Linked DNA regions of Homo sapiens: all the other regions are linked to region 2. Evidence: read pairs that join two places in POLR2A ChIA-PET (ENCODE). Cell type or tissue: MCF 10A. All regions are shown on one strand. Region 1 overlaps TEAD1 (TEA domain transcription factor 1). Region 2 overlaps TEAD1 (TEA domain transcription factor 1). Region 3 overlaps TEAD1 (TEA domain transcription factor 1). Region 4 overlaps TEAD1 (TEA domain transcription factor 1).

Evidence for each region. ChIA-PET counts read pairs that join two places held together with the same protein. Peaks named below come from ENCODE experiments on the same cell type or tissue, not always from the same donor. Only the 100,000 strongest peaks of a DNase experiment are listed, where the experiment ranks them.
Region 1: POLR2A ChIA-PET joins it to region 2 with 16 read pairs; 2 of 35 experiments call an interaction of 5 or more read pairs at or near these places.
Region 3: POLR2A ChIA-PET joins it to region 2 with 13 read pairs; 7 of 35 experiments call an interaction of 5 or more read pairs at or near these places.
Region 4: POLR2A ChIA-PET joins it to region 2 with 11 read pairs; 9 of 35 experiments call an interaction of 5 or more read pairs at or near these places.

Annotation. Positions count from the first base shown.
Region 1 is chr11:12,837,789-12,845,788 of GRCh38, forward strand. All of the region lies in intron 3 of TEAD1 (TEA domain transcription factor 1), which reads left to right. Among named protein-coding and RNA genes, the nearest start is that of TEAD1-AS1, 81 kb to the right of the region's middle. RefSeq lists an enhancer at 5,997-8,000. In MCF 10A, no CTCF peak of the experiment used is centred here; DNase peaks (open chromatin) are centred at 1,183, 3,283, 4,653 and 5,363.
Region 2 is chr11:12,765,770-12,773,769 of GRCh38, forward strand. All of the region lies in intron 3 of TEAD1 (TEA domain transcription factor 1), which reads left to right. Among named protein-coding and RNA genes, the nearest start is that of TEAD1, 95 kb to the left of the region's middle. RefSeq lists an enhancer at 1,271-1,770 and a silencer at 6,033-6,327. In MCF 10A, no CTCF peak of the experiment used is centred here; DNase peaks (open chromatin) are centred at 4,442 and 5,462.
Region 3 is chr11:12,700,132-12,708,131 of GRCh38, forward strand. The region is part of intron 2 of TEAD1 (TEA domain transcription factor 1); the gene reads left to right. Among named protein-coding and RNA genes, the nearest start is that of TEAD1, 30 kb to the left of the region's middle. In MCF 10A, no CTCF peak of the experiment used is centred here; DNase peaks (open chromatin) are centred at 3,230, 4,110, 5,940 and 7,180.
Region 4 is chr11:12,824,011-12,832,010 of GRCh38, forward strand. All of the region lies in intron 3 of TEAD1 (TEA domain transcription factor 1), which reads left to right. LOC107984313 (a long non-coding RNA gene) reads right to left here. Exons shown (of 2, transcript XR_001748136.3): 1 at 3,797-8,000; 2 at 1,254-2,653. Among named protein-coding and RNA genes, the nearest start is that of TEAD1-AS1, 95 kb to the right of the region's middle. RefSeq lists an enhancer at 4,311-4,949. In MCF 10A, no CTCF peak of the experiment used is centred here; a DNase peak (open chromatin) is centred at 4,501.

The sequences.
Region 1 (8,000 bases), 72 kb after region 2:
TTCTTTCTTCCTTCTTCTTTTTTTTTTTTTTGAGACTGAGTTTTGCCCTTGTTGCCCAGGCTAGAGTGCAATGGCGCGATCTCATCTCAGTGAAACCTCTGCCTCCAGAGTTCAAGCGATTCTCCTGCCTCAGCCTCCCAAGCAGCTGGTGCCTGCCACCACGCCCGCTAATTTTTTTGTATTTTTTTAGTAGAGACTGGTTTTCACCATGTTGGCCAGGCTGGTCTCGAACTCCTGACCTCAGATGATCTGCCCTCCTGGGACTCCCAAAGTGCTGGGATTACAGGTGTGAGCCACCGTGCCCAGCCTAATCTATGGGATTTTGAAGACAATACTGTCACTTAATGACTTACAACACATCCTCATGAGACCTAATAACAGAAGTTCTGGGTTCTGTGTTAATACGGGACTTCCTTTTGTGAAACTTGTAATACACTCAGGAGAAATGTGTGACAAATAGGATTCTACTTTTTAGGGGCATTTGGAGCACTGTATTGTCCTTGGGTAATAATGCTTAATGTGGACGATGCTACATGGCCTCCAAGAATATCCCTAGGCCCTTGATCCTTTAAGGGAGAAAACCAACCTTTACTTTTCGATTGTGTAATTGTGATCAGAATAGCCTCTGAGATATAAATTCCAAATATATCTGAATTGGTTTTCTTTAATTAAGAATACTTTTGGATTCAAATCATACTGGCAGCAAATTAAAGACATGTTTCATGTGTTTACTAAATGTTAATGATGGGATTACTTTGAAGATAAATTTTAACATTTTAAGTAAAACGTTCATGTAAAACAAAAGTTTATTATAGATTGGTTTTAAAATGAGCACTGCTTCAGAGTCAGGATATTCTTAGTAAACCCACAAGTGTTGTGGCCTTGTGCACGTCTTTTGGTTTCTTTTTGCTTTCATTTTGTCATCAGCAAAATTGAAATTGTTAGATGAAATTGTCTCTAAAGTGTTTTCTAGAGCCAAACATTTCTGATTCTCTAATATTAAAGTCTCTAAGAGAGTTTCTCTAAGCCCAGGCAGTACAGTTAAAAATATTTTCGTTGTTTGCTTGTTGGTTATAGAGTGATAATATTTTGCAATTAGGAAGCTTGGATGAGAAACCACACACGTGACATAAAATGGTTTCTCAACAGAAAATCTGTGCCGCTCAAACTGGGGAAACAGACTTATAAATTCCTTTTGACAAAAGACACGTCACCACACAAGCAAGTTAGGACAGAACTCTGAGCATTGTTTTTCATAGACTTGGGACAATTCCCAAATATTCTTTTTTCTCAAAACAATATTTTTCATTCCAATTTACTTATTAAAAAAAAAAACTGGGAGCCGGGCATGGTGGCTTACGCCTATAATCTTAGCACTTTGGGAGGCAGAGGCCAGTGGATCACCTGAGGTCAGGAGTTTGAGACCAGCCTGGCTAACATAGTGAAACACCGTCTCTACTAAAAATACAAAAATTAGCCGGGTGTGGTAATGCACGCCTGTAGTCCCAGCTGCTCGGGAGGCTGAGACAGGAGAATTGCTTGAACCTGGGAAGTGGAGGCTGCAGTGAGTCAAGAGCGTGACACTGTACTCCAGCCTCGGTGACAGAGTGAGATTCTGTCTCAAAACAAAACAAACAAACAAAAAACAAAGCTCTTTTTGAAGATCACGAGCTTCAGAAAGAAATACTGCATCCACTCTGTCCACATGTTTCTGGCCTGTCCATTCAGTTAACAGTTATTATGTCCCAGGTGCTAGGCTGTGTCCTGGGGACTGAGGTAACAGAAATTACAGGATAAAGCTCCTGCCGTGTAGTAGTACTTTAGGGAGTAGTAGAGATGTTGGTTGGGAAAGAAGTGATGCCAGAATGTGGCGGGGGTTATCAGAGCAGGTTCAGAACGTAAGGAGCACGACCAGGGAATCACTAACTTCGCGTAATGGAAGGGTTTGTTTCAGTTGGATATTAAAAGATGAATAGAAATTTGCAGGCAGCAACAAGAGTTGGCATTCTAGGTGTAGTAGGGGACTATATGATAGAAAGCCCACATTGAAGGTAATGTGGTAAGACTCATTAATCTAAGAAAGATCCTTCTGGTTGTAGCCTTAAGGAAGGGTGAGAGTGGGAACAGATGGAAAGTAAGGAAAACAGTTCGGAGGCAGCTTTAAGAGACCAGAAACGGGCCTGGCGCGGTGGTTCACGCCTGTAATCCAAGCACTTTGGGAGGCCGAGGCGGGTGAATCATGAGGTCAGGAGATCAAGACCATCCTGGCTAACATGGTGAAATCCCGTCTCTACTAAAAATACAAAAAATTAGCCAGGTGTGGTGGCGGGCGCCTGTAGTCCCAGCTACTTGGGAGGCTGAGGCAGAAGAATGGCGTGAACCCGGGAGGCGGAGCTTGCAGTGAGCCTGGATCGCGCCACTGCACTCCAGCCTGGGCGACAGAGCGAGACTCTGCCTCAAAAAAAAAAAAAAAAGAAAAAAAAAAGACCAGAAACGAAATCGGGCCAAGGCAAGAAGGGTGGAAGGTGGATGAGTCTGAGAGATGGATGTTTTCACTATGGAATGGTTGTGTAAGGATGGGGAGTCAGAAGAAGCCATGAGAAGCTTGTGAGAGTTAAGAGGCCATATTCAGTGTTGTGCTGGTAAATATAACCTCCTATAATTAAATTGTAAAGAGGTCAGTCCAAATTCATGTACTGGGGTTGATCGTTTCTGCGTAATAGTCTTTCACTTAACTTTTACTCATTTTCACTTTCACGAAATAAATGGCCGTGTCTTAGCCTGGGGGCCTAGGTCTGGGGTTCGGCTGTGTGCTCTTCCTGCAGTTTGGAAGTGCCGTCTATGTTAATAGATATTCCCAACTCTGCAGATCTTCTCTCGAGGCTGAAGGGGCCCCATTCCTATCAGAAGCCTCTCATTTTTCTCTGAGGTAGAAAAACTAAGGCATAGACTTCATAGGGAAGTTTATATGCAAATGGTGGCTTTCTGCACGGGCCCCTGTGAGTGGAGTGGGATGAGATACCCAGTGGCTTTCAGAGTTCTGGTGGATATTTGATTGCTCTCCATTGGTAGTAACTTTATTGCTTTTATAGGGAGAGTTGTACTGGAAATTTGCCCTCCCTGTCCTTCAGCTGGTTTGTTCCCAAGCCAGACCTGTCTGAAAATTGAAATGGAATACTTTTTCTCATCTCAAGTTATCAGTTGTAGCTGTCAGGAATTTGTTACTGTCTGCTAAAGCCTTTTAACATGAAAATACGCTAAGGGCAGTGCATGTGTGAGTCATGTGGGAAGTTACATTATTTTATGGATGCAGAGAGGGACACAGACCCAGATTTATTCATAGGTGAAAGGGGAAAAGGAACAGAATTTAAAAGGGAAATCCTGAAAAATATGTAGCCTCTGTGGCTCTGCCTCTTTTCCTACCTGCGTCTCTTATACACCATGGATAGAATGTAAGCTCAGTGGGTACAGAAGAGCTGTCTTTTTTCCCTCCTTTGGTCTTCTTAGCTGTCCCCACCAGGCCATGCCTATAATCGGTGCTTAGCAAGCTACTGGCTTAAGAGAGTCTCTGTCTGCTGTGAGTGCAGCTCCTGAGATGGTGGGGATGGATGCTGGTTAGGAAGTGTGTTCGCTGCCTTAGCATAAAGAATAAGTACAGTTTTTCTCGATTATTTTTCTCCAAGGGAAACTCAATGGGGAATGTCGGTTTCATGCTGTTCTTGGAGGGGTTGGTTTAGAATTCTCTCTGGCTTTTCTGAGAATCCCTCCACATTCCCCCTCCAGGCTGCTGTCATGGTAGCTGCCCTTCTTTCAGCTACTTGCATTTTTTGGGAGATATGCCATCTTCCTTCAGTTTGCACCCTGGTAGCTTAGCTCCTTCAGTGTTTAGAGGGAAATGGGAGATGGAGAATCGAAGCACACTAGTGCTTTCTGGTGTTCTCTGCATGTGTTTGGAAGGAATGTAAAAGTAGCTAGGGCTTATCGTGGTATCATAGCATTATAGGGTATGAGACCTTTGGGGAAACTGAGGCTCACAAAGGCTGATAACTTTACCTAGAGTCAGTGACTGCTAATGGCAGACTCCTAGCGTCTGTACTTTTCCACACTTACCCGTTCATATGAAATAGTCTGGGAAGGTCTCTTTTAAAATGTATCGTGACCTCTCCTATAAACCTCAAGGTTACATATGTTAAAGAAATGTAGTCGGCTTTCCTCATGTGCCGAATTCTGAATCAAGCTTACCCAAACCCCCAAATCATTTCCACAGAGCAGAGGAAAAAAACAAAACAAAACAAAACAAAACAGGCAAATGTGAATCATGGGAACCTATTATAATGATATATAGCTTGTCATAACACATTATAATATTACAGCAAATGTATTTAACTCACTGAACGTTCTCAGGGGGCTCTTAGCTCCCTTTAAAAGTGTTCTCCAAATCTCTGCAGCAAGATGGAGCTGCCTAGTCCACCTCACTTTTGACCAAACCACCGTTACGAGAATACCTATTGAAAACCCTTACACTGTTGCTGTTTCCCTGGGCTTAAAAGTATGTTTGGTTTTGTCAGTACCTGGAAACAGGAAGTTGAGATTTGAGGAGAAATCTTTGGCAGTTGTGCACTAAGCTTGCGGGAGTTAGGAGTCTGTTGCCACGGAAACCACACTGCTGCCTCATTTATTAATGGAGGCTTGGTGAACTTCCGGAGATACTCTTAGCCTGTCCTGTAAATTCATTCTAGAGAAATGCAGGGTGACTTTTAAGAGATTTCTCTGTCGTTTCTCAAGCATTCTCTCCTGGGTCTTCATGAGCTCCAGAAAATTGCTTGTATGCAGGTTCAGAACCACTGATTTTTATCTGGCAAGCATGTCTGAAGGCCGTTTCCTTTTTTTCATGCTTAAATCGTGTTTATGCCTGCCTGCCTTGTCCAATAAGTGAATTTTTTTTTATTATGCTGCCTTTAAGAATTACATGGATTTCAAATGAAGGAAGAAGGAATACAAAAATGAACTAAGTAAATATATTGAAAACCTTCTGACACTAACTTTAAGAGAGTTATAAGCATCAAAGCCTTTTCTAACTTTTAAAATTCTAAACTTAAAAAATCTAAAATGAATGGTTTATTTCTTCTAATTCCAGTGAGATACTTTAAGAACATTTGTCTGAGACATTTTCAAATTTTGTTCTAATTTCACTAAACTAACTCTATTCTGCTAGGCAGAGTAACAGCATTGGAAGTTGCTTCCAGGAAAAAAAAAATTTTTTTTCTAGCTAATTGTTTATCTGGGAGGATGCAAATGGTGGTTTTAAGTCCTTTAAGTCATCCATCATGCCTGGCAGCCTCTATTGTCTCATTGTTGGATTTGAGCCAAGTCAGGCCCTTTCTTGGTCTTGGGAGGGTGCACATAGATCTTGCTCTGCCAAATCTGTGTTCACAAGGAGTCCGAGCCCAGCTCTAAGGGTAGGTAATGTTGTCAGATCTATAGATCCCCTCAGATTGGAAAAGATCATGCATCCTCGTTCCTTATGTCACACTAAAGTAGAAAGTAGCACTCTATTCAAAGTAGAAGTGACAGGACTTGTTCCCTCAGTTCTTCCAGTGTCTACGAATTACTGTTAGTTTTTAAACGCATTTTTGTGGATGTAATAAAATACTGTTTATAGTCAGCTACGAAGTAAGTAATTACAATGCGGGAAATGAAATTCAATATAGCTTTGTTGTGGTTTTTTGAATTTTAATTAAACCAGTCTTAGAGTAAATTATAAATGCTGCTGCTTTTGTTGTGACAAGTGACATTGACAAAATATTAATCTAATGGATTGTTATTCACAAAAGCTAAATCTTTTCAAATCTGCAGGGTTTGGTTGTTTATTTTGTTTTACTTTTCAGTTTGTGTTTTAAAAAGTCTAGAGAAAAGAATAAAGTTTTAAAACCACATGAAATAACTCCATGTATGGAATATTTCATTGTTGATGTCTTGCCAGCCATAATTGCATGCATCTCATTTATGGCGCTGAAAACTTGTTCTTTTTAAAAATCAGATGTTTCTGTGGTCACTTTTTTGTTATTAAAACTGGAGCCGGGTTAAATAACCAACCATTGACCACGAAGCCTAATATTAAAGGAATAATCAGCCCATGTTCCTATTAGATCATTTCCGTTTTCTTTTACTTTATAAATTACCTTGTTGCTTAAAAATGACATTTTGTTGGTTGTGAAGTCCTCTTATAGCTAAATTATTCAAGTTATTTTCTTTGGAGATTCTTTTAACTTGAATTTATATAAACTGTAAAGAATGTACATTAAATATTCAGAAACTTTTCTTTATGCCAGTTTCTTATTTTCACCCATCATGACTTAAAGCTTTTTTTTGTTTTAGCATTTTAATGTTTAAATAAATGTAAATAATTTAGTTACAAGGTCTTTATGGTAGTGCCGCCATTGTTTTTAAGAAGACAAATTTTAATCCAAGGTTAAAAACTTCACATTTGCTTATCTCTTTTTCCTCTTAAGAACTAAGAGTCCAGAGATTAGAGTAAAATCACCTTTTCCTCATAGTTTTTTCTTTCAACGTGTTAGAAATTCCTGTTTGAAAAGGAAAGCCAGTTCCTCCCCCTTTTTATGTTTGAGGGGATGATGGTAAAATCACATTATTCAGTCAGTTTCCACATGTGATTTGTTGCCTATATTTTTTAATCCAGGGATTAAATTGTTGCCACCACCAGCATCAAATCATTGGGGGGCAGGGGTGGGGAAGGTGCGAGACAGTTGGTTATAGACATCCAAATATGACGACAGAAAAATCTCCACAGCAATATGGCAGTGGAGCATTTGCTGACTTCAGAGTGCCAGATCAACCCCAATATTTTTTTCAGGGATGCTAAACCTCTTGTAACTGCTAAATTGGATTTGTTACTGAATGAAGTATCAGCTGCTGTTGGACAAGACCATAAAAGCCAGCCGGCTGGCCCTTTGTAGGCAGGGCTTACCCAACGATTGATATGTTTTAGCACTTTTGGGATTATTGTGATTAAGAGGAAACCATTCTGAATGAGTGAGCAAAGGGGGTAAGGACACACAGCCCACAGCTGGTGAGCAGCATGTGTTGGCTCCAAGGAAGTCACCATTATGGCTTTCTCCTGGTTCCTGCCCTGATTGACGTGTATGAAATCTTTTTTTTTTTTTTTTTTTTTTTTGGAGACAGGGTCTCGCCTGTCGCCCAGGCTAAAGTGCAGTGGCGCAATCTTGGCTCACTGCAACCTCTGCCTCCTGGATTCAAGCAATTCTCTGCCTCAGCCTCCTGAGTAGCTGGGACTACAGGCACCCACTACCATGCCCGGCTAATTTTTGTATTTTTAGTAGACACGGGGTTTCACCATCTTGGCCAGGCTGTTGTTGAACTCCTGACCTCAAGTGATCCACCCTCGGCCTCTGAAATTGCTGGGATTACAGGCATGAGCCACTGTGCCGGGCCTAGAATTTTTATATGAGGAAGTGGTGTCCTTATTTTCTCCAGTTGCAGCTCTCTCTGCAGGGAAAGAGACATTTGGAATGTTGTGGACTTGAGAACTCTGAATGCTTTCAAAGCACTATCGTGTGTGTGTGCGCACACGCACACACAGTAGCTAGAAGTGTTAGTCTAGCACAGGAGTTAATTGAGTTAATGTGTAGGGAATTCAGTAATAACAACAGAGCGTCCTCTTTCATTTCCCAGATCCAAAGCTCTGTGACATGCATTAACAATATACCTCCATGTAGTTTGTGTCTCAGTCTGTGTACACGTGTGTGATGGCTAAATGGGAACTGCACAGCCAGTGGATTTGTGAACTTGAGCACTTGCACCTGGCTAAGGGTTTATTAAGTGTGGAAACCGTACTGTTGTTGTAAAACAGTTTTCATCTCAAGAACCACCTGCCCCTTTTAGCGGTGGCCTTTTGCACGTGTCTTGCACTAGCCAAGACAAGTCTATCCAAGAGGGAGCTTGTGGAGTAGGTTGGTGTT
Region 2 (8,000 bases):
TAATATCCTTTGTAGCCAGGGAAGCCTCTTCGTATCTGGTGAAATGGACTGGGGATGAAATATCTCAGCTACTATGGGAAGAGTGTTTCAGGGCCCTAGATTTTCTCTATGTCTGGATCTTTCCTGGTCTCTTCATCTCAGCCTGGCTATTTGCTTTGTGGGTCTTATTTTCATACCTGAAAATGCAGCTCCCTTTCTTAAAGGCAGAGAAAAGCATTTTAATCTTTGAAGCTTCTTTGAAGATGATTTTATTATGGGTAGTGAAGGGTAGCCTTGGGACACTACCTTGTACAACTCTCATTTGCTTACCCAAAAATGGTTTCAATTTAAAACAAAGGCATAGTATTAGAAATCCCAATGGGGCATAACCACTGCACTTCATTTCCCACAGGAAATACTGGGAAAGGTCCTGTCCTTTCAGGAATAAGGTTTTGGGGCTGAGAACATAATTCAAAGCACAAGTTAACTTTTGTCAACTCCAATTTTGTATTGTTCTCCATTGAGATTTTAGTTTATAGACAGCAGCCCTGGTGGATTTAACCAATTTGCCTATAATTCAATTATATAAATATTTTTATGTGAAAATAATTGTATAAGAGCTCTTGTTGGTAATTGGGTCTCAGAGGCAGCAGGCTAAGAAGAACAAAGAGAAGCTTTGGATGTGAGTAGCTGTATCAACAATGAACTTGAAGATTTTACCCTTGGTCTTGGTCTCAGTTTTCTTCTGTGTAAAATAAGATAGTAAAGTAGTTGATGATGTCCATGGGTCCTTTGGACTCTTCCATTTTGTGATGCTATGGTTTTGTTTCTTGTCACTGAGCAAGAGGGTCAGTTTTGACAAATGTGGTGCTGCTTGGGAGCCTAGCCTGTCTTGGGTACCCAGTGTAACTTAAATTCTGAGTGCTTCCTGAGTGTGCATGGTTTTGATGTATGGATTCTTTTCTCCTTAACTCAGCAGCACATTTAGTGACCGTGTTGGTGGCTAACCTGATTTAAAATGGGACAGTCCTTTTGAGCAAGCAGCATTAGGAATTTTAACTCATTTGGAAGAACAATCTTACTGGTTGTGGGTTTTTCAGCAAGTGGAGTATACAGCCTGGGAGAGTGTGTATCCTAATTGGGGCTCAGAAGATGCGTTGGATGCACTGTCCTGCAGCCACCCCCACCTCCAGGCAGCTGCCTTGGGGAGGAAACATCCCCCCTGAACTCCCTGTCTCTGGTCGACATGAGGAGCTTTGCTTCTACTGCTACCTTGGAAGGGAACCATGGTGGTTAATGGGACTATTGGTGGTGGAGACTGGACCCCTTAAGAGGAACTGCCCTGGTTGACTGGGAGCTGCCTCTGACCTGCCTGTGACTTGGAGGATGAGAGACAGTTGACTTGGGAGTCTCCCTGTTGAGGCCCCAGCCACTCGAGAACTGAATCATATGAGCAGTGTGGGGCCAGAGCTACTGTCCTGGGCTTTTGGCCTGTTCCCCATCTTACCATACATGAATTGGGACACAAACCAGACCAGGAGTCAGGGTTTCTTAAGGCCTTAAAGAGCATACTTTTTTTCTAAGGGTTCTGAAAATGAAAACATTTAAAGCATTTTTGAATTCCATGCAGTAAAATAAAAACGGTTTAGTCTTTTAGTGAAATACCGAGTGTTTTTTACTTGAAAGGGTTATGGTTATTCCAATATTTCAGAGCATTTGTAGAGTGCTTTGTGATGTCACTAATCCTGAGCCATTGGAGAAACAAGGTCAAGTGATTTATTTTGGTAATGAAATTTTGTTCGTGGTTGGCAGTAGGGCAAATGCAGTCTTATAAAGGAGAAAAAAGGACAACTCTATGATGAGGTTTTTGGCCACCGGAGGAGGTGGCTTCATTCGCTTTCTGCTAACTTGGTCTTTGGGGAGCTGAGACTTTATGTGTTTGGGCTGTGTGTGGATAGGTGGCTTCTGCTGTGGGCACCCTTATGTGTAGGCAGTCGTTTTTATGGATTACTAGAAGGGGTACGAGATGTCCTTTGACCTGGTTCCTAAGGGCATGTGTGCTCAGTCCCTGGGGCTCTCTCTTTCTCTGTGCTTGTCTTTTTCATTTTTTGTTTTTACACAGCTACGTGTGACTCTTTTCCTGGTAGATCATGGGAGAGGAGATAGATAGCAGGAGGACAAGATGAGAGGGAAGTTCTTGATCAACAAACTTATCCAGAATTGGATTTCAGAGGAGCAGGCTGTAGTTTAAAACAAAACAAAATAGATAGCAAACCACGGGAACACCTGAATTTGTTACTTTTGCAACTGAAAATCCCAGTCAGATAGACCCCATAATCAAATAGGGCAGGGACAGGAACTAACCTTCACTGGTTGCTTGCTGTAGAGGCAGAGAAGTATATAACACTTAACAGTCTGGACTCTATAAATAATATGAATCCTGGCCCTGCACTTCTAGATATCAGATTTTTATCGAGTTACCTTACTTCTCTGTCTCAATTTCCTCAACTGAAAAGGAGGATTAGATAGATCTTACTGTGTAGGATTATTAGAAGAATTAAATGAACTAATTGTTATCTGGAACACCACCACCCCCTGCAATGTTTGAACTGTATCTAGCATATAGTGAGAGGTATGTAAGTGCTTATGAACTGAAAACAAAGAAGTGCTCTCTGCCAAGCACTATGCTAAAGGCTCCACATACAATTCTGTCTAATGCTCTTAACAATGCTTTGAAGCTGGTATTATCATCCTCACTGTATAGACAGGAAGCTGAGTCTGAGAGGGGTAAAATGGCTTGCACATGGCCAATATAAATGGTATAGCTAGCAGGTTTCAAATTCAGGGCTGTCTGACTCTACATCTTGGACTTTTCTACTGAGCTTTTGTTCCTTCCTTGGTAGAGACCGTTATACATAAATCCAGTGAATCAGTATTGAGCCCCAGCGCAGCTGTATTCCAGCCCTGTGCTAGGGGTTGTCAGGGATACTGTAGTGAACCAGACAGACATGGTCCCTGCCCTCATGGAGCTATCTCAAGTTCATTTGCAGGAAACTGACCTGAGGTCAGGACTGTGTGCCAAAGCTTTCTGAGAAGTTTGAGAGCCCTTTGAAGATGGTCACCTTCCACTTAGCCTTTTGAAGCCTATTCTTGGCTACCAAGGTCGAGGGCACCTGGCCTGTTGCTGGCAGGAAGAAATCATCTCAAATAACATAGCGGAGAGGATCCCAGATCACAAGCCTGGCCTCGGTAGTGGCCAGGAGGATGTCTGGAAGATTCTAGTGCCCTAGGATCCTATAAGCAGTCTGGGCAGAGCTGTTGCTTCCAGACATCTTCCTGGCCACTATTGACTTTCTCCTTTTGCAAGCAGATGTCTTCAGGATCCTTGCTTAGGTCAGCTCCAAGGAAGGACCCTTTCTTACTGGGATACCAGGACTACTGGTCAGCCCCAGAGACCTGAATTGTGAGGACCAGCGAAGATGAGGGGGAGGGTGTCTCTAGTCAGTCCTCCCCCGCTGCTGACCTGTGCCCTGCCCACCAGGACAGCATAGGACTTAGGATTGCATCTTTCTTTACTTCATAGGAGCAGAAGTCAGAAGAGGAAAGAGGGCTTTTTAAATGAGGTAGTGGCAGAACTGACAAGGGGGTATCAGAATGAGAGTGCACACAAGTAAGTGGGAGTATGTATTGATTAGTCAGTACAGCAAAGAGACTGAAACCTGTGGTCGCTACACTCCTCTGGATGCAGAGGACTGGTCAAAAAATTGCAGAATCATCCTTTTATAAGATAGTATGTTCTCATAACAGCTCTTTGAGGATCAGGGAGGTAGGCTTTGTCAGTGGAGGCCCCAGAGCCCTGGTGTGGAAATGGCCATAGACTCCCAGCCCTGGAGGGTCTCCAGGCCTTGGCAAAGTGTTCTTCTCGGAGCTCCATATGAACATCATGTGGCATCTTTGATTTCCTCTTTCGGACCTCTGATTCAGGGTGTTATTTCAAGTTAATTGGTTAGAAGCGTGAAACAAACAGCTATGTGGTAGAACAGGCTAGAAGCTCCCAAAGCCGGGACCCCACCGATCACAGGATGTATTTCAAGGCCTGGAATATAGAAGGTGTCAGTAATGTTTGCTGAATAAATGCTTATGGGAGATGAATTATGGTTCAAACAGAGAACGTAGGTGATTAAGCCTGTAAGCCCTGAGGGCCTCTCCTGTGGGAGGAAGTGGCTAGAAAAAAAGAAGGAAAAAAAGAGGAAGATGTTTATTTAATGATCTTAGATTGAGAAAGAAGAAGCCCTATTTTTTATGTTGGCAAATGTTAGTTGAAGAGATAGAAAAGATTTCTGCACAAAATATGGACAATAGCAGAGCAAGGGTTAATTCTGGAATGCTCAGAACAGATGAGTAATGGGGAATTTTTGAAATAGTTTGGTTCCTGTGAGAATAGCAGGGCCAGCGTCATCAGCATTTTGATTGGGAAGCTTAATGTGTGGGGGGTATGCAAAAGTGTATGCACAAGGTGTGAGCTCATGTGCAATCCGGGTACAAAGTAGCTAATTAAAGATGGCTCAAGAATTGGTCATAAGGGAGGTAGAAGGAAAAGAACATGAAAGTATTACCAAGTTATGCTTTCCAACAGCTTTTCTGTGGCAGTGGATGAGCCCTGGGATTCAGGAAGATGTGGATTCATAAATCATTTATTGAGGGCCTGCACTGTGCTTTGAATGTGATGGGGACAACAGACATAAAATAACTTAAAAAGCTGACCTGTGTGAGCAGTTAACATACCAGGCACTTTCCCATTGCTATAGGATGTGCGATCTTGATTATTCCTCAAAAACAACCCAATAATATAGGTACTGTAATTATGCCCATTTTGCTGCTGAGGAAAGTGAGGTCCAGCAAGGTCAAGTTATTTGCTTGAGGTCACATAGTAAATAAGCTGTGGAGCTGACATTTACAACCAAGCCAGTCAATACAAATGACTCCAATATTGATATGGAAGGAAGTATATTCTGTACTAGAGATATACCTGGTTTAGTAGTGGAGCAGCACAAAGTGTGATCATTTATGATTGGGGAATTGACTTGTATATGTTTGAGAATGAAAGAGAGCATGAGACAGACAGACTTAGCTAACTTTGAACTTTGGGAAAAAGATCATGTAGCGGTTTTTAAACTTATTTTGGATTATAGATTATTTTGGATTTCCACCCCTTGGAGAATCTGTGGAAAGCTATGGACCCTTTCCCCCAGAAAAATCACATATTTGTATGTAGTTTTAGGACTGTTGCATGTAACTTCAGGCAAGTTCTGGAGCACAGGTTCAGACTTGCCCCATTGGGGAAAAGGAGAAGGGAAGGGCATTCTGGCTGAAGGAACATGTGATAAAGGCATGGAGGCCTGGAAGGGCACAGCCCTGATGTGCTTAGAAATGAAAATATCTCCTGGGGGAGGGGTACAGGAGCCAGCATTGTGTCGTTGCGGGTCCGAGTGCCATGCCAAGGTGCCTGGCACTCATCCTGGGGGCAGACGGAAGCCATTACATTTTTTTCAGGAGAGATGACATGTCTCAGCCTGTGTTTGACAAAACTAGATCTGAAGGCGTGAAGACAAGTTAGATGGCTGTTACAGTAGTCCGGTAGGAGAGCCTGAGGCCTGCACTAGGATGCAGGCGGTGCTGGTAGGAGGAGGGAGTTTCAGAGATAAAACCAACAGAATTGGCTGATGGGATGAGATTTGTGAAAAAGAAGGAGTTTGATTTCAGGTTCCACTTCTGGCTCATTGGGAGGATGGTGGTACTGTTAAGCGAGATGGGGAGTGGAGGCAGGAGAAGCAGGTTTGTAGAGAAGAGAGGAATGAGGAGTTAAGTTTTGTCATATGCTTGATGTACTGGATGACCATCCAGATGGAGATGACCTGTAAGGAGTTGGAAATTCCTGCCTAGAGCTCAGTCAGATTGAAGTTGCAGGGGTAGTTTGGAGCCTCATCATCAGAGAAGTGATCTGATAATGGCCTGTGATGCCCAGGCTCACAATTTATCAAGGGCAAAACTGGCATGGATATTAAATGGAATGTCTGTAGCACTGGGAGAGTAAAGTGATTGCCTTTTTCAGAAAAGGGAAGACAGATTAGTGGTTCCCAAGGCTCACTATCAACAGAAACACTCAAAGAGCTTAAAAGACAAAACAACTACTGACTAAGAATATCTGGGAGTATGGCCTGGGAAACTGTATTTCTAAATGCTCCCTGAGTCATTTGGGTGATCAGCCAGGTTTGAGAGCTGCTGGGCTAGCTGCAGTCTGGGTCCAAGAAGACAGGACCACATTTTTAGAGTGATAAACAAGTGAGCAGAGAATGAGGCTAACATTTGAAGCAGTCTTTATGAGGTTTTGGTGCAGGAAATGAATGACGCTAGTTTCATTCTTCAGTTTATGTTCACTTTCTACCTAGAGGGAACATTACCATGACCAGGTCTTCAGAGAGTTTGACCATGCATGGAAGGAGACACGGTATCCTGAAGGGCAGAACAAATTAAGAGAAGACTTTTTCTAGGACAGGGGAGACACTTGGCCATTTGGTTAGTTGGGGAAAAGAATTTATGAGTTGAGGATGTATTTGATGGAGCAAAACCCAGAAGAGACTTTAAAGGGAAAGGAGCCTCTTTTCCTCTGATGCAGAATGGAGGAGGATGGGGGGAGGGCCGAGAGGGGGCCTCATTGCTTCTCTCAAATGAAGGTTATTGTGGGCTTTTGAAAAGTAGAGCAAGCTTAGTACAGATGTACAGTATAGATGTTATCATTGACAGACAGGGATGATTAAAAGAACTACTCAGCAGTGAGTATTAGCAGAGAGTATTACTTTCTTTTTTATTTGAAATTTTTGTTGAGATACTGTAGATTCACATGCAATGGTAAGAAATAATACCCAAAGGGATCCTTTATGCATGTTGCCCATTTCCCCCCAATATGGTTACATTTTGCAAAACTGGAGTGTAATATTGCAACAAGCGGGATATTGGCATCCACACAACCCAGTGATACGACTCAGATTTTCCCAGTTTTACTTGAACTCGTTTGTGTGTGCGTACTAAGTTGTGTACACTACTTGTTGTGTGTTAGTCTTGTGCAGGTTCATGTCTCCACCGCCACAATCAGAATACAGAACAGCTCCAACACCACAGGACCCGGGTTGCCCTTCTCCCTAACTGCTGGCAACCACCGATCTGTCCTCTGTTTATAAAATTTTGTCATTTCAAACATGTTATATAAATGGAATCAGACTACATGAACCTTTTGGGATTGGCTTTTTTTCAACTCAGCTTAATTCCCGGGAGATTCATCCAGGTTGTGTGTATCAAGTTTGTTCCTTTTTATCATTGAGTAGTATTCTGTGGTGTGTATGTACCACAGTTTGTTTAACCATTCTGCTGTTCAAGGGCATCTGGGCTGATTCCAGTGTTCAGGCATTTCAAATCCACTGTGAACATACACGTATAGGTCTTTGTATGAAACTAAGTATTCACTTACATGGGATAAATGCCCACGAGTGTCATTTGCTGGCTCATATGGTATTTGTACATTCAGTATTTTTTTCTTTTAAACTGCCCAAGTGTTTTCCAGAGTAGTTGTACCACTTTACATTCTCACCTGCAATCTAGTTTCTCTGCATCCTCACCAGCATTTGGTGTCATCACCATTGTTTATTTTCATTGTGATAGGTGTGTAATTGATACCTCATGTGGTTTTAATTTGCATTTCCTTAAAGACTAACGATGTTGAACATCTTTTCATGTGCTTATTTGCCATCTGTATATCCTCTTCAGTGAAATGTCTGTTCATGTCTTTTGTTCGTTTTCTAATTGGAGGGTTTATGTTGTTACTGTTGTGTTTTTGGAATTCTTTTTTCTAGATACAACTCCCTTTTTTGGATATGTGGTTTGCAAAGATTTTCTCCTTATCTGTAGCTTATCTTTTCATCTTTTCTCATGGGCAAAGCAAAAGAACTTTTAGCAGAGCAAAACTT
Region 3 (8,000 bases), 66 kb before region 2:
AAAGAACTTTGTACCTTTTTTTCTATAATTAGAGATCCCTTAGATAAATTAGCATCACCCATTTAAGCCCTTTTGTTTTAGGCACAAATACCCAACCTGTGTGCTACTTATGGACAGGAATGGAATCTTCATTCATTTTTATAACTCTTAACAACTTTGGACTTTTTCTTCCATAACTAGAGATCCCTTAGATAAATTAGCATCATCCATTTAAACCCTTTTGTTTTAGGTACAAATACCCAACCTGTGTGCACTTTATGGACAGGAATAGACTCTTCATTCATTTTTATAACTCTTCACCAGGTACTCAAGGTTTAAATAATAAGAGAAACCAAATCATAAACATACAGTACATTCTAAAATTATAAATTAAAAAATGATGTTATACCTGTGGGGTGCAGTGGAAACGAGTTTTGCGTATATTTTAGTTTCTGCTACCCTTTTAAAAGCCACATTGATCTTAGAAACTTTTTTTTCTATGATAGGAGGATTTCTAGAAATTATGCTTCTTAACTCTCATTTATTTTCCCTCACCGTGGTATGAGAAGTGTGGGATATTTGAATGGAGTTGGTCAGTTATTTATAATACTGTTGCTTTTGCTTCCTAATTTATTTCAGTTTTATATTTGGTGTAAAATGAAACTCCCCTAATATTTGAGGCCTTTAATGCATCTGGTGCCAAGTGACTTGATTTTGTAGATTATAAGTAGTTCAGTCGACTGCTTCTTCAATAAAAATTGTTTTGAGAACGATCACAGTCGCTCCACTGCAGATTTTGTGGTCCTCCCCTTAGCTCGCTGTGATGGTCGGTGAGAGAGATTATTTTGGGAAAGACAAAGCACAGAGTCTCCTCTGCTCTAGCACAGTCATGCTTTAGAGTTTAGATTTTGAGCAAAGCCATAGCAGACCCCCTCTGGGACCCCTTTGAATTTTGTGTTTGATTCTTCATGTGTACAGTGTACAATATTTGGAGAGTGTTTGTAAGACCGTTGTGTTTTCTTTAATAAAACTGCATTTATCCTTGTGTGGACAGATTGTGTTCTTAGAGTCTAATTTCTTAGAGAACACTGGGAACTGTTTACTTAGATTTTTTTTTTCTTTCTTTAAATAAAGGCTTCCTCTGGTTATCAGCTTTAAAACTATTGAAAGTCAGCCAAAAAAGTTGGTTGAAGGGAAAAGGCACTATTCTGGAGTGTCTTAAATTTTAGTCACTATATGTTGGGGGTGATTAGGGCTTTTACTTTTCCAGAACCTGTAGCAAACAACAAAACAAAAACTTAGACGTCAAGCCTAAATTTTGCCTTTCTTTTGATCTTGGAAATTGGAGTTTTGGAAAACCAAGCAGGGTAGGCTTAATTAAAGGAGATGCTGTTATCTTGAAGTCTTACCTGAGTGAAGGGGAAAGTTGAGTAATCGGAAGGGTCATGCCGGTGGGTTTTCACTGTCTTTAGTTTCCAAAAGATGCTATGAAATTTCAGTTCATTGTTTGCGAGTGTCTGTGTTGGGTGGTGGGGATTCAGAGAAGAAAAACTGCAGGCTAGTGGGAAAAGGGAGTTGTGTTAAGGGGACCATTCCAGTCTAAAATGGTGAGTGATGTACGGGAGGTGTGGGGCTCACCAGATAAGAGACTTTAAGAGACTTAGAGCTGGGAGTCCTGAGTTCCTTTTGAAGCTAAAATAAATAAAAATTATATAGGGAATAGAAGCTGCTGGTCATTATGATCTCCTGGACTACACTGGGCATAAAAAAGATGACTTTCTATAAGAAATTCTATCCAAAGAGTGGCAGGATTATGCAGGAAATGTCATTTGGTTATAGCCGAAGGCAAACTGATGCAGAGCTGCCTGCCACAGCACTCGCAGGCTGCTTGTCTCATCCCCAGCCCTCTCTGGCTGGCTCCAGGGCCCTTTGATCTGCTCACAGACTGTGTAAATGGAGAGCTGAAGGAGATAGAGCCAACTGATGTTACTTTTCTGTGTACTCCCTTTATCCATGGTGTGCCCAGAAATGGTCAGTTTCCCTCTCAGCACTCAGGGGCCGCCCCTTGAACCAGATCCTCTCTGCATTCAACCCTTGGTGCCATGGCAGGCTCAGGTGTCAGTGGTCCTAGGCTGGTATCAGGCCACAGCGGTGCAGGGTAAGAATGTTGGAAATTGACCCTGCGTGTTACTATCTGAGAACATCGTGGACAACGTTAAGTGGAGTTTGTCTCTCTGGCTCACTGTCCAGACCAGTCCCTCGACACCACTCCCTCTTTATAGCTTCATGACTTCCATCTGTAGAATGCTTTATGTCTTAAATGTACCGTAGCCAAGTTCATGGTCTTATTTGAGCCTCAGGACAATGCCGAGAGTAGAAGGATAAGAATCGTTAGCCCCATTTTAGAGATAGAAGAATTGAGGCTCAGAGAAATGCACCTGGGTGTGCATTTCTGTCTTCACTGAGTGCTTTTGTGGCTGAGCGGCTCCTCCAGCAGCACTGCCTTTCTTCAGGCTGCAGGCTTCCGTGAAACATTTCCCTTTCCCTTCCATGTTCTCCCAAATCAGTTACTTCCTTCCCATTCCCTGGAAGCTACTTCCGTCCTTCTCTCGCCCGGATTACTCTGGCAGCCTCTCAGGTAATCTTCCAATGCCATTGTGTCTCAGCAGGTTAATTAATTTGCTGCATCATCATCACCATCATTATCCGATAATGCACTTACATAGCCATTCTTGTGAACTGGCACTGTTCTTATTGCTTTGTGATTCATTTAATTTTCACAATAATTCTGTGAAGGAGGTAGTAATATCAGCCTCATTTAATGAGGAACTGGAGGCACAGAGAAGTTAAGTACCTTGTCCAAAACTGCACAGTTCTTAGGAGCCACAGCTGGGATTCAAGCCCAGGCCTGCCGGCTCCAGGTTACTTGTTCTGAGCCACTACATCTTATCCTGGGGCTCCCATTCTCAAAGCCTCCTCCCTACCTGCTTCATCACCCAACCAATGAGCGCATTCCCCTTAGCCTGGTGCTTGAGACCTCCCACAGTGTGGTCTCAGTATCAGTGGAGCATAGCATCCCACAGATGGAATCTTTGTCACTTCCTAAATGTGCTGCCCTACTCATAACATTCTCTCTCCCAAAAAAGCTTCCCTTAGCAGAGGATGGGGGCTTTGGTTTTTGGCTCTGCCACTGACAATACATGTAACATAGGATGAGTCAATCCACCTCCCCTAGCTGGACTCCCCTGCTCGGTACGTGGAGATATTATCATAACACTGGTTGGTTGTGAGATATGAGTGACACATAGCAAGTGCTCAGAAATGGGGATGACCTTTTCCATTTGTTTTGCCTGCCCAAGCCTCCCTATATTTTCTTAAAGCACCTCCTTTAGGAAGTTGTCTTGGAGTTCCTCCCTCCTTTACCTGGAGGGATCTTTGCTTTCTTTAGCCCATAAGTGTCTTACAGCCACTTTCACCATCATCCTTCGTTGTTGTTCTTCTTCCTCCTAAACTCTGAGCCCTTGCGGGATACAGGCTGTGACTTGCACATCTTTATATTCTCAGTGCTTTGTTTATAATAGACCCTCAGGATATATCCATTGGAATGAGTGAATTTGGGGCCACTGGAATTCAGTTATTGCATCCCTTGGAAAGCTTGGTGAGTGGTGCCCAGCATGAATTGACCTGCAGGAGCAGCCATCTATTGCCTGTGCTCTTGAGTTCTGCTTTTTATTAAAATTCTTCCCTGCTATAGTTGGAGATCCCCCTCACCTCTTTTTATAAAACACAGGCTCATGGGGTAGTGTAAATTTGCACAACCATTTTCTAAGCAAATTGGCTAAAACCCTAAATTCCCTAGAAGCAGAATGGCCCTGGATGTGCTTTTAAAAAACAGCATGGATTTTAGAACATGGAAAAAGTTATGTTAGAAGAACTAGACTCCTACCAAGTCAGAGATACATATATTTATTTCTTTTTATGGTTATGTTTATTTTCTTTTTATGGCTGAGTTGGCGTTGTGTTTGGTTTGTGTTGGGAGCTCCCCTCCATATACCTAGGCTAGAGGAAGATGACGAATGTATTAGACAAGCCTTCTGCCAAGCACAGGAAGAATGCATCTTAGCCGTTCAGTTTGGTATGTGAAATTTGCCGGAGGGGCCACTGTTTTCCTTCTGAGAAGTTAGACAGAGTTGAAGTGTCTGAGGCCAGTTCACCCCAGTCATAGTAACTGTACAGCTGAGAAAGTCTTGGTTCTCTCTTCCAGCCTCCTGGCCAGTCAACCATGTTCTTCTGTCTCAGCCACTTGCAGCAGCCTTTTTGCCTCTGTGCCTTTGCTTCCACCGGCATCTGCCTGGCGTGCCACTCCTGACGTTCCCCAACTATTGTCCAGCTCTTGCTTCTTTCTGAAGAGAGGAATGTACATCATTTTACAGAAGCCTTCCCAGCTCCAACAGCATAAGAAAACCAAGCCTTCCTTTTATTCCCTTAGTCCTCCATACTGCTGCTCTGTGTTGGCATTAATCACGTTGTCGTCTGCGTGTTGGATTTACCCTATTGTCTCTCTCTGAGCCTCTTGAGGGCAGGAACTGGATTTTATCTTTGTATCCTGCTTGGCATGCAGAAGCTCTCAAAGTGTGCTTGCACAAGTCAAAGGATTGGGATGGGATGATAATAGCTAACATTTACCAGGTGCTGTGCTGTTTTATTCATAGAACTGGGTCTTGGTTCTGGTATTGCTTATTCATTTTTGGCATCTTCAGATTAGCTGGAAGGGTATTGCTACACTGTCAAAAATAAAATACAGTGAAATTTATGCTAATGAAAACATACACCGTGTGTATGCCCAACTCTGTGCTTTGCAAAGTAGACATTCAATGGCTATCTCTGGAATGACTGGATTAATGAATGAGTGAGTGGATGATTGAATGGAAAGAGACTCCATCCTCTGGGAAGGAAAGAAGAATGGAATGGGCTTGACAGCCATACTACTCTTAAAGCTGAACTTGTTGCTTGGCTGGAAGGAGGGATGAGGCAGGAGCTAAGCTGACAGAAGCACTCAGGGAATTCGCATATCCTCTTTCTTGTGATTTCTGTTTTAGGGAACCAACAGGTCTTTGGTACCATCTCCCATTTTTCCAGACCACAAGCTTTTATCTTGTTCTTCAGAATCCTAGAATTTTGCCACCAAGTTTCAGCCTAAAGGAAAATACACTTGTAGCATGCAAGTTCTCACCTCAAAACCTGCGTGAAAATAGTCGGTGTCATTGTAGAGTGATGCAGTGCAGAAAGGGGCCTGGGATGCTTCACCCGGAGAATGAAAGTCCCAAATCTGGATCCCATTTGCTCTTACCATCCACCTTGATAGGAGTGTGGGTGTGGCACCTGTCACCATTCTGCTTGCATTTGTGTGAGTTTATGCCAGGCAAACATGAGTAAAACCAATTCCTTCCAACACTTGACACATAGATAAGTGAAGAAAATTTTATCTTACATTGTGAACACAATGGCAGGTAAGATTGCAGGAATGATGGTTTGTGTACAAGCTATTAATAAAAGTTGTGTGTTGCATATACAAACTTTGCTTTATTGTAGATGGCCTTTTAGTTCGGTGCTATACATGTAATATTCAAAGTGTACATTATATTACCATGTTGTCTTTTTACTTTTATGAGTTATTTGTAATGTGGATAATAATTCTTAGTTCACATCACATTTTGCTGACCACTCAAGGAAAAGTTGAACTACAAATATTTCAAATGAGGTGATAAATTACTGTTGGGTTCTTAATTGTCTGACAAAGAAACTCCATTGTTCTAAACCTTTCAAATATAGTGTGATTACCCTCGTTTGTGTGTCTTGCTCAATTTTAAAGTATAAATAGAGGGAGTTCCATTAAGCAATACAGGCTGTTTTCTTACCATGCTTACAAGGGCTGTTAGAGTATCAATGATGAAATTGAAACTTAGTTTGAACTTGATATGCAAAACAAAATAAATTTGACTCGTTTGAAATATTGCGTAAATATGTTCCAGAGCCTGGCACCAAGTATCTGGGGATTTTTAGAGCTGACCTCACTGAACATTGAATTATAAGATACATTTTAACAGTGTTTTTGAACTGGTTGAAGAAACCCCTCTTCCATTCCCTTCAAGTCAAGTATTTCCTGATAAGAAATATTCTACATTAAAAGAGAAGTTTCCTGTTGCACTTCTTCAGGTTTCTGGGTTAGTTTAATTCAATGGATTCCTGAAGCTGCAAGTGAAAGGTTAAATAGGTACCATTTGCAACTACTTATCTGTGAATCAGAATTTTTTGAATATTGTGTATGCAGAATGAAAGAGAAACATACTTCGTTTGTGATTTAAACTATGTTCTTGAGAACATACTGTAATTTACATAATTCAGATAAATTATCTGTTTTGTATATTGTGGTTATATATAAGGTTTCCTCTGACAGAGGGTGATTTCTGCTGCTAAAGTTGTTTAAAGACATTGCCCTTGATATTTCTAGCTAACAGTGGAGCTCCCAGGTGCAACCTGCTGTGGTTGAATTGGAAACTTGTCACTGAGCTCTTTTCTTACCTGGCTCCTTCTAGGACTTTCAAGATCCTCTGGTGTGGCCGGGCCAGATGGGCTAGCCCTGATGCACATGTCCTTCTACGGTTCATGAGCGTTCCAAGCTTGAGTGGGAGAGTCAGCTTGGGCAGTGGGGGTGATAGTCATATCCTCTCACCATCTCCATAATGGGCCTCTTCTTCCAGGCAAGAGCAGGTGTTATCCCCATTTTACACTGAAGAGAAAACCAAGCTGAGAAAGGGCATGTGATAGGCCCAAGGGCATCTCCTGACCTTGACTAGCACTCTTTTCACCATGCTGTTTTACCCTCGTATGTCTCAGTTGCTGTGCCTAGGAGAAGAGTTCCAGTTTGTAAAACTCTCTCCAAATTGATGGCCAGTTGGAGATTTTTCGGAAGGCTTAAGGGAAAGAAATAGCACTTGTGGGACTTTTTTTTTTTTTTTTTTTTTTTCAGAAGCATGATGCCAGCAGAAGACTTGTTTACTTGTGGTGCTATACTTGTGCGGCTGGTGTTTATCTCACTTTCTATAGAGGAACGCAGTTGATGTCTTCTTTTAAAAACACTAGACCCGAGACCTGGGATCACCCTTCCACTCCTCCTCATGCTGTTTGCTTTGGCATTCAGCCAGCTGCCTGCCTCTATGTGTCAAAAACAAGATCTCCCCACCCAAGGACATGATAGAGCTATCTGCAAGCCATTTTAAGGCACATATTCACGTTTAATGGTGGCACTTGAATTAGTTTTCACAAAGTCTGTGCACCAGAGCTTAACTACCTCACTCTCAGGCCACCTTCTGAAACTTAGTGACATCATTCCTAGGTGATTCTCTCAAGGCTCTGCCTATTTATTCTTCATGCCTTTGCAATTCTAACCTTTTAATTTCTGCTTCTTGTAGCATAAACTGCTAGAAAGTAGGGAAGAGGGTGTCTGCTAGAGAGAGAGAGGGTGATAGCTGATAACACAGGAAAAGATAAACACTATAGTTGGCACATTTAAAAGGTATATTGAACTGGGCTCTTTAGCCCTAATTGCCTTTCTTTTTTTGGAAGGTCAGTACTATTGTCTGGCACAGTAGGACACTGGGCACAGTATGATTGTGATGTTTACAAAGCATCATACTTGTGTCTAGTCAACTCTGTTTAAGGAAACAGGAAGATTGTTAGAAATACTAAAAATTAAATGAAAAGTTGTGATGCTTGAAGTGCTGATTAGTATTCGGACTAAAGTATATGAATGAATAACAATTTTTTCTCTGCAGAGACTGCAGCATGAAATCTCATGCTACATTGACTGGTGGCAGTGGTTTTTATTTCATAGAACTTTCTTTTCTGTTGTTGAGATCTGTGCTGTTGGTGCTGGTTCTGCTTTGGCAGTTCCCAAAGTCCCTTACAGGACAAGAATGATGAGTGGGGATATAAATCTCAATTCCAGCAGCTGCTCACTC
Region 4 (8,000 bases), 58 kb after region 2:
ACCAGAAAATGAGAACGTCTGTAAAATTAAGAATATGAACTCTAGTTCTGTCTGCATTTCCAACTTCTTCATTGTTTCCTTTCTCACAAGATTTTAAATCCCTTGAGGAAGTCATTTTTCAAACAGTATTTTCTGTGAAATCCCCAATTGTAATGTCTACTTTATTTACTCCTCCACTCATCCTTCCTTATCAGGTTTATTGCATAGTATAATGGAATATATGAAATTAAAAATAACTACACTGGACACTGGGCTCTGCATACAGTAAATATTCAGCCGTTGTCTGCAGACTTGCCTAAGTGTGTACGCAGTAGTTATTCTAGGCAGGTGCTGTGCTCCAGGCTGGAAGTTGTGTATAGGATAGAGAGAGAGGGTGCCTCAGAGCTGGCAGTTTCCTCCAGCAGTCAAATTCTGAACACCCAGCTATGCCTCTTGCTGGGGAATCTAAACTTTCACCTTTCAGAGAAAACAAGGTCTTTGGAACCAGTGTGTTCTTTCAAACAATGTTGGATACTGCCCGATTGTTTCCATCCGGGAACCAAGTTTTCAAAAAGAAGTCCGGCTGCTTTGTTAAGATAAGAGACTGTTGTGTGAAAATTGCTGAGTGAGAGCTCCCACTGGAGGCTCCTTGTCTTCCAGGCCATTACCAGTTTACTCCTAGCTGGGTGATGGGGGTGAGGGTTGGGGCCAGATTGCTAGAGCCCCATTCCTGCCAGTTCCTCCCAGTCCTGAACTCTGGGGTGAGTAGAAGGTAGAGAGGGTTGATGGGGCCGGGCTCCTGGCCTGGCAGAACCGTGCTGACCTGGAGCCTGTTCGGAAGCTGGCAGTGATTGCAGTCTCTCCCGGACTGTTGCTGCCCTTGTTTGCCCTCCCTTCTGTTTCCTTCTCTCTACTTCGAGCATTCATTACATGAGATGGTGCTGTTTTTTCATATATTTGTTATGAGTAATTTTATCTTTCATCTATTAGATGACATTTTTGATTCTGTTCTTAATTTAAAACACACACTCATTTTTTAAAGTTTCTAAGTACGTTTTTTATTTGTATGTGATCATGGTTCATCAGTATAAGAAAATATTTAGCCAGTTCTGTTTCGTAAAGTCTTCAAGAAAGATAATAGCTTGGGTGGACTGCTTCTTCATGCACTTTATTAATGTGGCTTCCTGTTAAGATCTGAAGCCAGGCAGAGATGTCCACTTTTGCTACTTATATTTAAAATTGTACTGCAGGTTCAGAAATCAAAGGCATCCGGATTGGGAAGAAAGAAAGAAAACTCTCTTTATTTTCAGATGAATTGAGCCTGTACTAGAAAACCTAAAGGAACACATGCCCAATCCCGATTCCCCCAAAGTACGAACCGACTAATGAGTTCAGCAACCTTACAGGATAAAAGATTAGTATACAAAAATCAATTGTATTTTTACATACTAGCACCAAGCAATCTGAAACCCACATTATGAACACAATTCTGAGGAATAAATTTAATAAAATCAGTGCAAGACTAGTTTATTGCTAAATGAGAGTTATCCCATGTTCATGGATTGGAAGACTCAATATTGTTAAATCTTCCTAAAATGATTTGTAGATTCAGTGCAATCCTTATACAATTTTAGTATGCATCTTTTTAAAAAAAATTGTCAAGCTGTTTCTAACAGTATAGAAATGTAGATGACCTAGAATAAACAAAACAATTCGGAAAGGGAAGAAAAAAAGATTAGGGGTCTTATATTTCTTAGTTTCAAAACTTACTACAAAGCTATACTATTCAAATCAGTGTGTTACTGGTGTAAGGATAGACAGTGGTGTAAGCATAGATAATGGTACAGAATTGAGAGTCTAGAAATAAACCATTACATTATTGTCAATTGATTTCTCTACAGAGGTACCAAAGCAATTCAAAAGCAATTCAATTCAATAGTCTTTTCAATGAATAGTGCTAGGACAATTGGATATCCACATGCAAAAAAGGTAAATTTAAATTCTTACCGCACACGGTACATAGAATTTAACTCAAAATGGATCCTAGGCTAAAGTGTAGAAGGTTAAGCTAAATCTTTTAGCACAACATAATAAAAAGTCTTCATGACCTTGAGTTAGGCAAAGAGTTCTTAGATATTAAACTGGAAGCACAGCATGTCAAATTACTTTTCGAGAAGGTTTGCTAGCTCATTCAGTGGGTGAAAATGGGTGAAAAGTGAGCACATTATTTAACTATATTCTCTTGTTCCTAGTTAGGTTGAACATATTTTTACTTACCACTCAAAAATATTACCACTTTCTGGGCTCTTGTAGGTCTCTGTCACATCTTCGAACTCACCAAACCTTTCAGGAGAAAATAGTTCCTTGGAGAAGTACATAAAGTTGTGGGACTTTGTACCTTGGATTACACTTTCCCTGTCAACTCTGGGTCCTCCATAGTGGGGAATCCATAGTGGTTTTTGTCCTGCAAATAAAACAGTGTGACTAAGTAATTTTCCAGAAATGAACAGCAGAGTGGGAAATAGACATAAGTGAGAGTAATATAACAATCACGGTGTGATAAATTAGCATGGGATTTGAAATCAACCTGTTTGGGTTCAAATCATGGTTCACCTCTTACCGGTTTTGCAAACCTTGGGTCAGTTACTTAACTCCATCAAATCCTTCACTTCATCTGCAAAATAGAGATAAGAAAATTCCTTTTCTCTTAGTGTTGCTTTGAGCATCAAATGAAAAAATGTGTGTAAATGTTTAGTGCTTTGTACCTAGCATATAGGAACCCATTATTAAGTAATATTACAGTTTGGATTTCAGACCTGTGAGCTTAGGGCTCAGACTCTAGAGGTTCCTGAACTAGGTTTTCCTAGGCATTGCATGTAGAGTCTTATCTTAAAAAAGTTTTAATTGAAAGATTGGCAGCAAATTCTTCTTGTCACTTCAGACATGATTTCCTTTGGGGCTCTTGTACTCCCATGGTTTGAATTCATAGAGTAACTCAAGGGCAATAGGGAATTCCTCTCAACTCTCTGTCTCCAAGAATACCTCTGGGTGCTGGAGAGATGCCACTTATCAATTCTGTTGTTATTGTTTTTAGGGCTGTAAGCCTTCTGGATAGAACTCAGTGGATTTTCCTGAGTAGTGAAGAATTAAGTGAGATGAGGGAAAAGCATTGAGAGTAATTATCAGCAGTGGACTATGCCTGAGTTTTTGTTAGCCCTGAACTTACATATCCTGACTTTACTAGTCCATGAGTTCTTCATAGTCAGGAACTGTACCTTTTAATTCTCTGCATCTCCTAGGGGCTTTCTCAGTGCTAAGCAAATAGTAAATATTCATGAGATACTGGGATTGTGCCCAGCATTTTCTGAGTTTTCAAATAGATGAAGTTATAGAATCATATTCATATCAAAGGAAGTTCCTGTGTATAATCTCATTTCATTCTGTCAACAACCCTAGGCTTGGGGTGGGTGTGTTGGTGTGGATGAGAACACTTAGTATCCCTATTTTACAAGTAGGAAAAGTAAGACCCAGATAAGTTAATGACTTGCTAAAAATGATACAGCTCTTGAGAGACAGCAGACATTTGAATCCCATCTACTGATTCTAGGTCCTATGGTCATTCCTTTGCTTTATGTTGCCTGTTTTGCAGACTGTCAAACGCATCAGACACTTCCAGTGGTTTTTCAGTGGGTTTTTGTCCTAGTGACAGTCCACACATCCTGCTCTCCTATTATCACATTTGCAGGAGGAAGTGAGACATCTTTTGACACTGGTGATATGGGAGAAGGAGAAAAATCCTAGAATCAAAGATACTTACTCCTTGCTTCCCTCTACTCATACTCTCTGGAAAGAAACGTTTAGGGACTTCTTGTGTTGTGCCTGTTGTGCCAGGACAGCTCAAATGGATGCTTTTGTCACAGCCCCTCCACCTTTAGCAGAAGTTGTTGTATTCCTAGCCAATGCAAAAATAAACAAGTGAGGGAAAATGACATTTCCTGGTAATGGAAAGTAGCAGTTGGTGAGACTTTAGACAAGAAGCGGGTGTTCCAGCCAATGAGCAGTGACCACAGTGGAGCTAGTTGTCGGTTTACTTGGCTGAAGAATATGTTTGCCTGCATCCTGATTGTCAATAAAGACGTTTAAAAACCCCAGCTTGACTCTGGCGGGCTGAGGGTGCTGCCGTGCCACTGCTGCAGGATGGAGCTCTCTTCCTGGTGGAGACTTGATTCACAAGGACGCTAATTATTCATTCTTCCTCCGTGCAGCCCGCTGAAACAATTGCTGTGCTTGTTCGGTGCACAGTGTGGCGTCGGACAGTCAGGCCTTTTTATGTAACTGATGGCGCTGTATGTTCATATTGTTCTTTATGTACTTATTTTATAGCTTATGCAGCAGACATTCGAGTCAATTAGCTTCTTGTCTTGCAAACTGGGCACTGCTGTTCTAGAACCAAGTTAGAAGGGTGTGTTGAGGGCGACCCGGGCAGACCTCTCTCCTTTCTTTTTGTGCTGTGTGGGTTGGTTTCAAGTTACAGCATTTTTATTGGCTCTTGTTTGCTGAACCTTGGTTTCAAAAGCTGATGTTTGAGTTGAATTTCTTAAAGATACAGCTTTTGTTTTCACAAAACTGAAGTCAGGCAATATGCATAGCCCTTGGGAGTGTGGGTTTTTTTTTTTTTTAACTGAGTGATTTTTTTTTTTTTTAAATGGTACCTATTAACCAAAAAATCTAAGCGAATGGTTTCCTAACTCACTTTTCCTTAACTGGCGTCAGCATGGAGTCCTTGTTTCTTATTGATTTGCATTTTTTTTTTTTTCTGTATAGCCTTACTCCTGACTCTTTTGTCCTGAATTTTTTTTTTTTTTACCCCGTATTTCTTGAAACCTGCCTGTTTTGGGGACAAGTTGGAGTTTAAATAAATTAGTTAAATTCTGTTGTGTATATTTCTGCAGATGATAATGTTTATGAAGCATAGATTCACTGTTTTGTGAGGATTTTTAAATATCGGAAAGAAAATTTCCTGCTTCCTCTTTCCATCTCCTTTTCTGTGGTTTTAGCCCCCTCGCCCTTAAGAGCCATCGGTTTGTTATTGCTGATTGAGGTAGTGGTGGTGGAAGCAGAGGCTCTGATCCAGAGAAACTCCCCAAGACGGAAGTGCAGCAGGCAGGATTTTTATCCAGCGGATTTTGACCCAGTAGACCCTAAAGAAGGTGCATGACAGAGACTCATATTTACCATACCATTGAATTCTCAGAGCTTTCCGTGGTGGCTGGCCCAAGGCAATTGTTCAAAACATACGTGAGAGAATGAATGAACAAATGACCTTGCCTACCAAACGTCTCCCTCCCTCTGTGTAAGCATCCCTTAAACTCTCCCAACCCAGGTGGCCTTGACATATCCCATGCTCACCCAGGACCCTGAAGTATGCCTCGGAGCAACTGGTTTCTCCTGACCAGTTAGTGTCAACTGAGACTAATGCAGAAAACATTGCTTACCCTAATGTTTGCCTTTAGAAGTAAAATCCAAACTGAAGGAAAGGACCTTGAATTTGTTTTTTATTCTTGCTGACTTGGAACATTGATAATGCTCATACTGATCCTCTGGCTAAACATTTTTCTTCCTTTATCCATGTATTTATTGAGCTCTCCACTGTTAGCATGAAAGGTGGAGAAGCAGGAATACATGGTGTGTGCTTCTGCTAGCCTTTTACTGTCCAGTTGTAGAGAGTAGGCCCAGTGAACTCAGTCAGGTGTTTATAAGATTGAGCAATTGAGCAGTTGCTGTATCCTGAAGACTGTATCTGGTGCTTTACTCTTGTATAATTCTTGAGACAGGAATACCTGGGTGTTGGCATCAAGGGGCTGTTGAGGCCATCTTTATTTCTCCATAACACCCAGCACAAGACATTTACATGTATGGGTTGGGTAGGGTAGGAGTTCATAGCTGTCCATAGAGCAGGGCAGGGACATTTCTGAGAAGGTCAGAGAGGTTTGATGAGGTGATTTTCCTGAGCTGGGCCTTGGGAGTGGAGAGATAGAGGGAGAACAGGTGCATGGACACAGAGGCCAGAAGGGCATCAGACAAAGGACCCCTGGGGCTGTGGGAAAGCCCCCGAGCCATTGGGAAATAGAGGAGCTTAGCCTTGCTAAGAGGAGAGAATTCAGAGAGCCATGAGGTGATTGAGGTTTCAAAGACCAAATAAACAAAGGAAGACAGCATCTTGGGGAGTGGGCAAGACCATGCCTCACCTGGCAGGTGAGGTCAGAGGATACCTGACCTACGAAGATCCACAAAGGCTGGCAGTGGGGGGCATCCCAGTGGACAGTGTTGTGATGAGCAAGGGGCCCAGAAGTAGGAAGACTTAAGGAGTCCTAGGCCTTAAGGAAGACTCAACCCAAACCTGGCTACCTCTTTAGGCAGCTTGAGTCTTGGCCTCTCCTACCAGCTCCTGAAGGGTAGCTTCATGTTACATCTGGCTGCAGAGACCCTCCTTTTTAGAAGCAGGCAGGGAGTGGTGCCCAGGCTCTCAGGACCTCCTCTTGTCTGGGAGACTGCAGCCTCCCCACACGACACAGCCCAGCCCCTTTGTTCTTGAGTGCCTGCTGCTCACGTGGTCTTAATAAACAAAATCTAGAACGTGCTCATCCTTTAAAAAAATCTGTTAGCCTGGTTAACGTGTATATAATATGTATAAATATATGTATATACACTAATTATATATAAATTATATTTTGTGTCAGTTATATTTGCAATCACACACACACACATGCACGCACACGCACATGCACATGCACATGCACATTCACATTGTAATTCCTATTTAAAGGGAAAAACGAGCCAGTTTTTTAAAGGGAAAAAACAAGCAAAAGGTGTAGGGAGAGGGAGACACCCATCTCTGCCCCCATCCGCTGATTCTCTTCCCTTTTCTATCCTCCCTCTGGCTGGGTTTACGGACAGGCCCTTCTTCCTCCTGCCCTTCATCTGCCGCAGGACCTCAGTGCTGGTGATGGTGAGCCCATGACCCTCCTTCTCTCTTGTTCTCTGCTCTTGTGGAGGCTAGTTCCAGCCGTTCAGTTCCACTGAAGCAACTGCTTTGGCAGACGAAGCTCTCTCTGCCTGAAATTTCTTACTTTCTTCCTTCTTTGGTTCCCATTTCACCACTCCATGGTTCCTCCTCCAGGAAGCCTTCCTTGTCTGGTTTTCTTCCTTCTAACTCTCCCCAGCCCTGTCTAAATCTTACCCTTCTTCAGAGCCCATCTCAAATTTTGTTTCTTCCATGAATTCTTTCCTATAGAGCTTGTCCTTCTCCTGCCCCCTCTGCCAGCTGAGGGCTTTCTTCTTTCCCTGAATTCCCCCAGTGCCCTGAGCTGATCTTAGATCTGCCTTGTTTGCCATTAATTGAGGAGTACATATTCCCCCCAAACTCCTTGAGGGCAGATGCTCTGCCTTATTGTCTTTGTGTCTTAAAAATCTTGCTCTTGTATAGTCAAGAAATTATTGTTTGAAATGGTTTTTAAAAATAGGGTTCTAGAGGTGTTTTTGTTGTTGTTGTTGTGTTTTTTGTTTGTTTGTTTTACCAAAGGAAAATATTCCACCTGGCTGATATAGTGAGACCTTATCTCTACAAACAATTTTAAAAATTAGCCAAGTGTGGTGACGTGTGCCTGTAGTCCCAGCTACTCAGGAGGCTGAGGTGGGAGGATTACTTGAGCCTGGGTGGCAGAGGTTGCAACAAGCCGAGATCATCATGCTGCTGTACTCTAGCCTGGTGACAGAGTGAGACGCTGTCTCAAAAAAAAAAAAAAAATGTAGAGTCTCAGTTTGCCTATAATATTTATATTGCACAATAATACATTTACTTATTTTTTACTTATTGAAATATGCCACTTGTTTTTAAATAGCATGTAAGATGCAGATATTTGCACTTTTAATTGATATGCCAGGCAGGAGATTTACTGCTCTCAACAGGTATTAAGAGGTAGGAAAGCTGCCCCCCGGCAAGTTTCTTAGCACTGTGGAAC